2 separate regions of the Mus musculus genome follow, and region 2 is linked to region 1. A link is a contact called in ENCODE Hi-C or POLR2A ChIA-PET data. All regions are on one chromosome and are shown on one strand. The core of a region is the stretch at or near the end of the contact, and the rest is flanking DNA. Distances in the headings are between cores, read along the strand shown.

What was found. Hi-C counts contacts between places; a loop is a spot of excess contacts on that map. ChIA-PET counts read pairs that join two places held with the same protein, here RNA polymerase II (POLR2A).
Region 2: POLR2A ChIA-PET joins it to region 1 with 12 read pairs in embryonic stem cell. The contact joins the enhancer-like site here to the promoter of Ndufaf8 in region 1. A Hi-C loop is called at or near these places in 1 of 37 maps with a recorded cell type or tissue (T-helper 1 cell). POLR2A ChIA-PET finds 5 or more read pairs at or near these places in 3 of 5 experiments (all embryonic stem cell).

Annotation. Positions count from the first base shown.
Region 1 is chr11:120,097,429-120,100,705 of GRCm38, forward strand. Ndufaf8 (NADH:ubiquinone oxidoreductase complex assembly factor 8) reads left to right here and starts at 1,506. Exons shown (of 3, transcript NM_001110242.1): 1 at 1,506-1,637; 2 at 1,720-1,830; 3 at 2,746-2,996. The coding sequence starts at 1,554. The coding sequence ends at 2,775. It overlaps Tepsin (TEPSIN, adaptor related protein complex 4 accessory protein), which reads right to left and starts at 1,303. Exons shown (of 13, transcript NM_183137.2): 1 at 1,198-1,303; 2 at 81-153. The coding sequence starts at 1,245.
Region 2 is chr11:120,167,928-120,171,204 of GRCm38, forward strand. No RefSeq gene overlaps it. Among named protein-coding and RNA genes, the nearest start is that of Gm39486, 4.1 kb to the left of the region's middle. Within about 2 kb of position 1,547, at least 2 of the 3 ENCODE cell types and tissues checked have a DNase peak (open chromatin) inside an H3K27ac peak, as active enhancers do.

The sequences.
Region 1 (3,277 bases), core at 256-2,755:
GCAGTATCCCTTCCTGCTATGTCAGGATCCCCTCCGTACTAAACACTAAACCCACCAATGGGAACAGTGCAGAAGGATACTGGCGATCTCTTCAAACAGGTAGCCTGGACATGGGATGCTATCATCTGAGGTCCCCTTCAACAGGATGGGGAGCTGTAGGGGAATGAGGGCCATGGTGAGCTGCCATCTTAGACAGGGTAGGTCCCAGCCACTGAAGGGAATGGAAGCAAGCCTCATGCTGACTGGGGCTAAAACTGCCCAGGAGAGAGTCTGGGCAGGGCCACAGTCACCCTAAGGGCCACAAAGCAGAGCTGCAAACAGGCTCTGCTCTGGCATGGAGGAGTGACCCGGGAAAGAGGAAAATCAACAAAGGTTCTCTAACGAGGTCAAGATGAGGTTCAGCCCCTGCCTCCTACACTAAGTAACAGCAACAGAAAGAATCTCAGGGCTTTCTGTGCATTGGATGGGTGAGACTACTGGGTACAGACCCAAAGAGTGAGAACCGCTCAGCTTGGGGACTTTAAGGTTCCTTGAAGATAGCAAACTTCCATCTTATTGAGTCATGAATCAGCTTGGTTGTGCTTGCTTACTTACTTCCTTGCGTGTCCCTGCAAGCCTATGGTGTTTACTTGGTTGAAATCTGGGAACACCTCATCTCATCCATCAGTATCTGGATGAGAGGGCGAGGTTTAGGAACATTTAAGACAAGTATGTCTTCACCGTGCTATTTGTCTACAGTGCCTTCAAGGGGATCTGTAGGGAGGGAGCTGCACAGTTCAGTACTTCAGATCTTGTCCCAGACTTGAGTGATCTGATCTCTTGTAGCAGGGACTCTTAAAAGCCTAAGAAGGGTCCCTGGGGCCACTCAGTGCCCTCAAGATCCAGTCAGAAAGCTCAAGGCAATCAATTTATTGCAGTCAACAGCTGGCAGCAGGCTCCGCTCTCGCCACCCCGTGGCTATGGCCTTCCAGATGCCCCCTGTCCCCCAGAGATGTACGAGCTTCCAGGATCTTCTGAAATGAAGCCTGGGGAGAGCCGATGGGCCCCGCTGGAGATCGCCCGCCGCCCTTGGGGTTAACCTTCTGCTATCACGGCAGGCACACTCATTCTCGGCAGCTGCTGGACAGTGTCTGTCCCCGCTAATCTAGCGAGGTTCCCGGGCGCCGGAGGTCAGCACACCCGGCGAGTTTCACTCACCCTATGCAAGAAGCTCAAGCGGTCCCGCAGGGGCGGCACAGCTGCCATGGTCCAGGTAACCTCCCAAACTGCCCCGCTTCCGCCAGGCTTCGATCCTCCAATCGTCGCGCTCCTCTCGCTCCCCCGACCAATCGCTCGCAAGGGGCGGGCACGAAGGCGGGAACATCTGCGTCTCAGCCAATCCAAAGTCTCAGCAAGAGACGGACAAGAACGGCGACCAATTACAGAAGCACAGGACTGTGACTCTGACCAACCAGAAAATAGGATAGGCGGAGAGTCCGGATGTTCACGCGTTCGACTCCGGAAGAGGCAGGGCCCAAGATGGCGGCGCCCTCGAGAGCCTAAAAGGACCGCTCATGTCTGTGAACGGAGCGGTGTGGGGGCGTGTGCGGAGCCGTTTCCGAGCCTTCCCCGAGCATCTGGCGGCCTGTGGAGCTGAGGTACGGAGCGAACGGAGCGGAAGCGGAAGCGGGATGGGTGGCGACTCGGGTCAGGTCCCTGTACTGTCCCGTCTTCCCTCAGGCCTCGGCTTATGGCAAGTGCGTGCAGGCGTCCACCGCCCCAGGAGGCCGCCTGAGTAAGGACCTCTGCGTTCGCGAGTTCGAGGCCCTGCGGAGCTGCTTCGCCGCCGCGGTAGGTGGGCGTGTCCCTGCTACGTCATCTCTGTCTGGCGTCCTCTTTTCCGCCAAGCAACTCCAGTGACAAGGGGACAGGGCCTCCAGTTAGCTGTTGGCGTCTTGCCGATGGGCAACCCGATGAGACCGACCCCAGCTCCACTTGGTTTCTCCCAGCAATTCCTGCTAGATGCCAGGGCAGTGTCCTGCTAGGCACGCACCCCTGACGCACCCTGTCCCCGAGGAGTAAAGTGCAAGGTCCGCAGCAGGTTCTCCCTGCAGCACGGAAGCGATGCTGAGAGCCGCTTGGGTTCTTGATCCTGGCCTTTTTGCCCATGACCCCTCCACTAGAGCTAGGGTCGGTGGTTAAGAACCCAGGGTGACAGACACACTGCATCAGAAGCAGGTCCACAGTAGCCTCGGCGGGAATGAGGAGCAGTGTTTGAGTTGACTACAGCCCAGCCTCACCTACATACAGCCTTTGGTTTCCCGGCAGAGGCTGTTCAGTCGTCAGGTGTTGCGCTTTTCTTGTTCCTTCTAACTTGACACAAGCCTTTACTCTTGTGGTTGGTGGCCAGCAGCTGTCATTGAAACCCTAAACACACTCCTAATGCTCAGAGTTTCTGCTGTCCCTGCCACCCTCTCTGTGGCTGACCAGAATTGTGTGACTCCATCTGCTGCTTTGCCTGGACCAGATAAAGGCACCCCCCTGTGGTTCCCCCTCCATCCCTGCCCATCTCATAACAGAAACTCTCAGTCACAGGGGCCAGGCGTCCTCTGTAGGTGAGCCCAGGCTGGGACCCCCCGAGACACACTAGCATCTCAGTTCTTTAGCGTGGTTGGGATAAGGTGGCATTTGATGTGGTAGATGTCTTGCTTTAAGCCATATCTAAACTGGAAATAAGTCACTGAAACAAAATGCTTTCTCTTCCAGGCCAAGAAGACCATGATGGGAGGCTCCTAGGAAGAGCGGTGGGCGTGGAGGCCCTGTCCTGACAGCACGCATATGGGCAGCAGAGTTCCTGCTGTGTAATGGTTCCTCCCACCCTGAACCATGGGCAGGCAGGGCAGGGCTGTTTCCCGGCAGTGTGTACATGAGGATCTGGATTTGGTTGAGATGTAACATGAAGATGATTTAATTTTGTATAGTTTCAGACTTTTATATATAAAGCATGGTATAAGGAACTGGTCTCTCCCAAGGACAATGTATTCAGAGGACACCTGCACCCCCACCCCACAAAGGTGGCAGGTCTGGACCATAGAACTCTGCTCTCAGCTGGGTGTGGTGGTGCACACCATTAATCCCAGCACTCAGCAGGCAGAGACAGGTGGATCTCTTAGGAGTTTGAGGCCAGCCTGGTCTACAAAGCAAGTTTAGGACAGCCAGGGCTTGTTACACAGAGTCAACCATCTCAAAACAAACAAAACAACAAACAACAACAAAATAAACCAAAACCCTGTTCTCA
Region 2 (3,277 bases), core at 297-2,796, 71 kb after region 1:
TTTTGGGGGTAATTGGCCCGCTTTTTGTCACCCCGTCCATTTACATACTCCTGTTTTCTTTTTGCGATTGATTTTTTCTTTATAAAGTGGGCCACTTTACTGCAATTTTTACAGCCCCAGTGATGAATAAAACCTCATCTTCCCGCTCATTAAGACACTGGAATTAGCCGGGCCCAGGGCCCCACCAGGCAATTTGCTTAACAATCCCAAGGCCGCAGCAGCAGGCGGGGCCAAGCTCCGGAAGGTGGGTCCTGGACCCTGATTCACCTCCCAAGGAAGGAAAGGAGGACAGAAATCTGCCTCTAACTACCCAACCTTGAACTTAACACATCCTCTCTCTCCTCCCGCCTTCCTCTCCTGCTGAAGGCTTCTTCGGCCTTGGACTCTCCTCCCTACAGCCGGCCTCCTACTGCTGTCACTCAGAGGCCCCACCCACCCGCCCCTGACTGCAGATCAGGGTCACGCTTTCTAGAAAATACTATTATTTTTAATTATATATATATAAATCTATATACACACAGAGTGAGTGTGTCTGTTAGCACAATGGAACATAAAACGGAACCGGAGCTCTGGGAAGGGTGGGTGATCCAGCACCGAGCCATTCTCTCTGCAAAGGCAGGAATAGTAGGCATCCTTAAACGGGTCGGGACCAACTCACCTGCCACTGGCAACCTGCTGTTTGATTTTGACTTTACTCTCTTCTTCCAGTCCTATGACCAAACCCAGGGCATCCTGGGTGCTAGGTTACCACCGAGCTCTGCCCCTGCTCTCTCTTTACCTTCCGTTTCCAGACAAGGTCTCTCAAAATTGCCCAAACTGAGCTTGAACTCCTCCCTGTAGCTGAGGCAGGCCTTGAGTTTTGATCCTTCGGCTTCAGTCCCCCCCCCCCCCCCAGTAGCTGCAATCAGAAGCCTGCAAATGCCAGGCCTAAGTCACTTGGCTATCTTCCACGGCATTGTACATGGATCCACGTGGGGTTTTTTTTTTCTGACTTTATAATACTTCCATACATGTGAACAGGCCTCCTGCATCACACGCTCCTGCCATGAAATACTGTACCACCATAATTTCTGTCTTAGTTTCTCTTCCAGTTGATGTAAAGAATTCTTACCAGCTAGGCATGCCGGTTCTTCTGTCTGGTTTGTGCGGCCCTAGCAGTCTCAGCTCCTTAGAGGAGCACCTTTAAGGGCCCCCACCTGTCTCCCAACATCGTTTCAAATTTGTCTGGGGATCAGACTGGAGCCTGTACTAACAGGATTTGGGTGACACTAAACCATAGGGGCCACACTCAGAACCACTGCGCCAGGCCAAATCCTCGGTGTAGGCAGTCACTGTGGGCAGCGGGCCTCACCTATGCCGGGAGGAGGAGGAGGAGGGTGCGTCCTTAGGCACGACCCCCCGAAACCTAACACCCCGCTAGGCAGAAAAGGAGGCAGGCAATGAACTCAGGTAATGGAGAGTCAAGGGCTCCGAGCTAAGTGACCTTATCTCGGCAGCCCCCCAAACTTGGACCCACCCGCCAATGGTGCCCTCTGCTGGCCATCCCAGTCTCTGACAGGAAGGCTAATTGGCTCAGGAATCAAGCATAGTCGGTTCTGATTGGTCACACTGGGCCGGTGGGCTAGGATACTGTGATTGACAGCCAGATCAGGAAGCAGTCAGTCGGAAAAGCTGTCTGGGCACCTTGTTTGGATCAAGCTCTTCATACAAACAAGAAAAAGCCTTTCTCCTTCCCACCCGTACAGCGTGGCTCCATCCCTGTATAATCACAGAAGTGGAGTTACTTCTGACCCAGAAGCCTCCACGCATGCTCTGACTATGTTAGAGTGTGAGGAGAGCCACAGTCATTCTAAGAAAGCTGGTTGTCAGTCCTGAGTGTCAGTCCTGAGTGTCAGGTTGATCGACCTCTTCTGAGGAGAGTGCTTTGCAGCTGAGCTGGGTTACACCTCTGCTTCCTTGTTTTCCTGGAGAGAGCGTGTGGGGCACCCGGGACACTTGTAGGCAGATTGTGGGATGGAGAACGGACAGCTCCATCCCTGGAGGCAGGTGTCTACTTTCTGGAGAGGATGGGGATGCAGGCAGGGGTTACTGTTATTCATGGTGTCCCCTAGAGACATAGGGGATTGGGGGGAGTGTAGGATGGTTTAGATTCCAATTGTGTCACCTCCTTCAAGGTCTGAGTGGAAGGGCTCTTTGGCAACTCTTCAGGGGAGGCAGTCCACGTGCCTGCCAACCTGGACTCCTTGCTGAGAGGGATGGGAACCCTCTAGCCTGTGCCACACAGTAAGGCATTCTGGACTGGCAGGGCACAGATAGCTGCAGACCCTTGAGGACAGGAAGCCAAGACTTTAGGGACAGTGAGTACAGCCGCAGGAAAACCCGCAGGACCCGAGGAAGTTCACCAGAACTAGAGGAGATACATGAGCCTTTTTGGAAACCATGGACGCCAGTGCCAAGTCATACAACTGCCTGGGTGCTGTGGATGCCTGTGCTCTCCCATGACAAGCAGAGTCGTGGGTAATGGGAGCCAAGTTCCCTATACTTCACCCAGGGTCTGTCCCGGATGCTCCTGGCTGGGGTGCTTCCTACAGTATGACCTGACCACTTAGATACCTCACAGCCACCCCCATGGTCCCTCTCCATCCCTTGGTCCAAAGGGAACTTCACGTTCCCTCCATGGGTCCACAGACCCAAGTGGACTTTGTGGTCCCTGGATTTCGAGCCTCAGCTGCAGGATCCCTGTCCAGGCGTCACTGTTGATCCTGCTGCCTGGGGCAGGCCAGGTCCCCACTCAGGCCCCTATCTTCAGCATTTGTTGGTTCTGACTCCAAGGTCCTCCCTCCTCAAATGGAAAAGCGTAGCAAAGAGACTGGGCAGAAAAGGAGACTCCCTGCAGTCTCTAGCTCCTCTGCCCAGTGCTGGGGGTGAAAAGGATGAGCAGGTGAAGCCTCCAAGAAACCTGGTCTGTCTCCACCCCAGGACTCTGATCCACTTTCCAGGAGAAGGTGTGGTGTGGTGGGACAATGGACAGGCTGAAGTTTTGTGTTCTTTTCCTGGGGGAAGAGATGGAGACCGAGTGTGACCATGTTGGGAGTTGGATACTCCAGCCCCTAGGCTGCCTCTTCCAACGTGTCATGAGAAACCCCCAGGGGATCACTATGTAGCTCTGGCTGACCTGGAACTTCACATGTAATCAGGCTGGCCTCAAACTTGTAATCCTCCTGCCTCAGCCTTCCAGGTCTTGGCATTACAGGCTTGCTCTACAATACATAGTTCC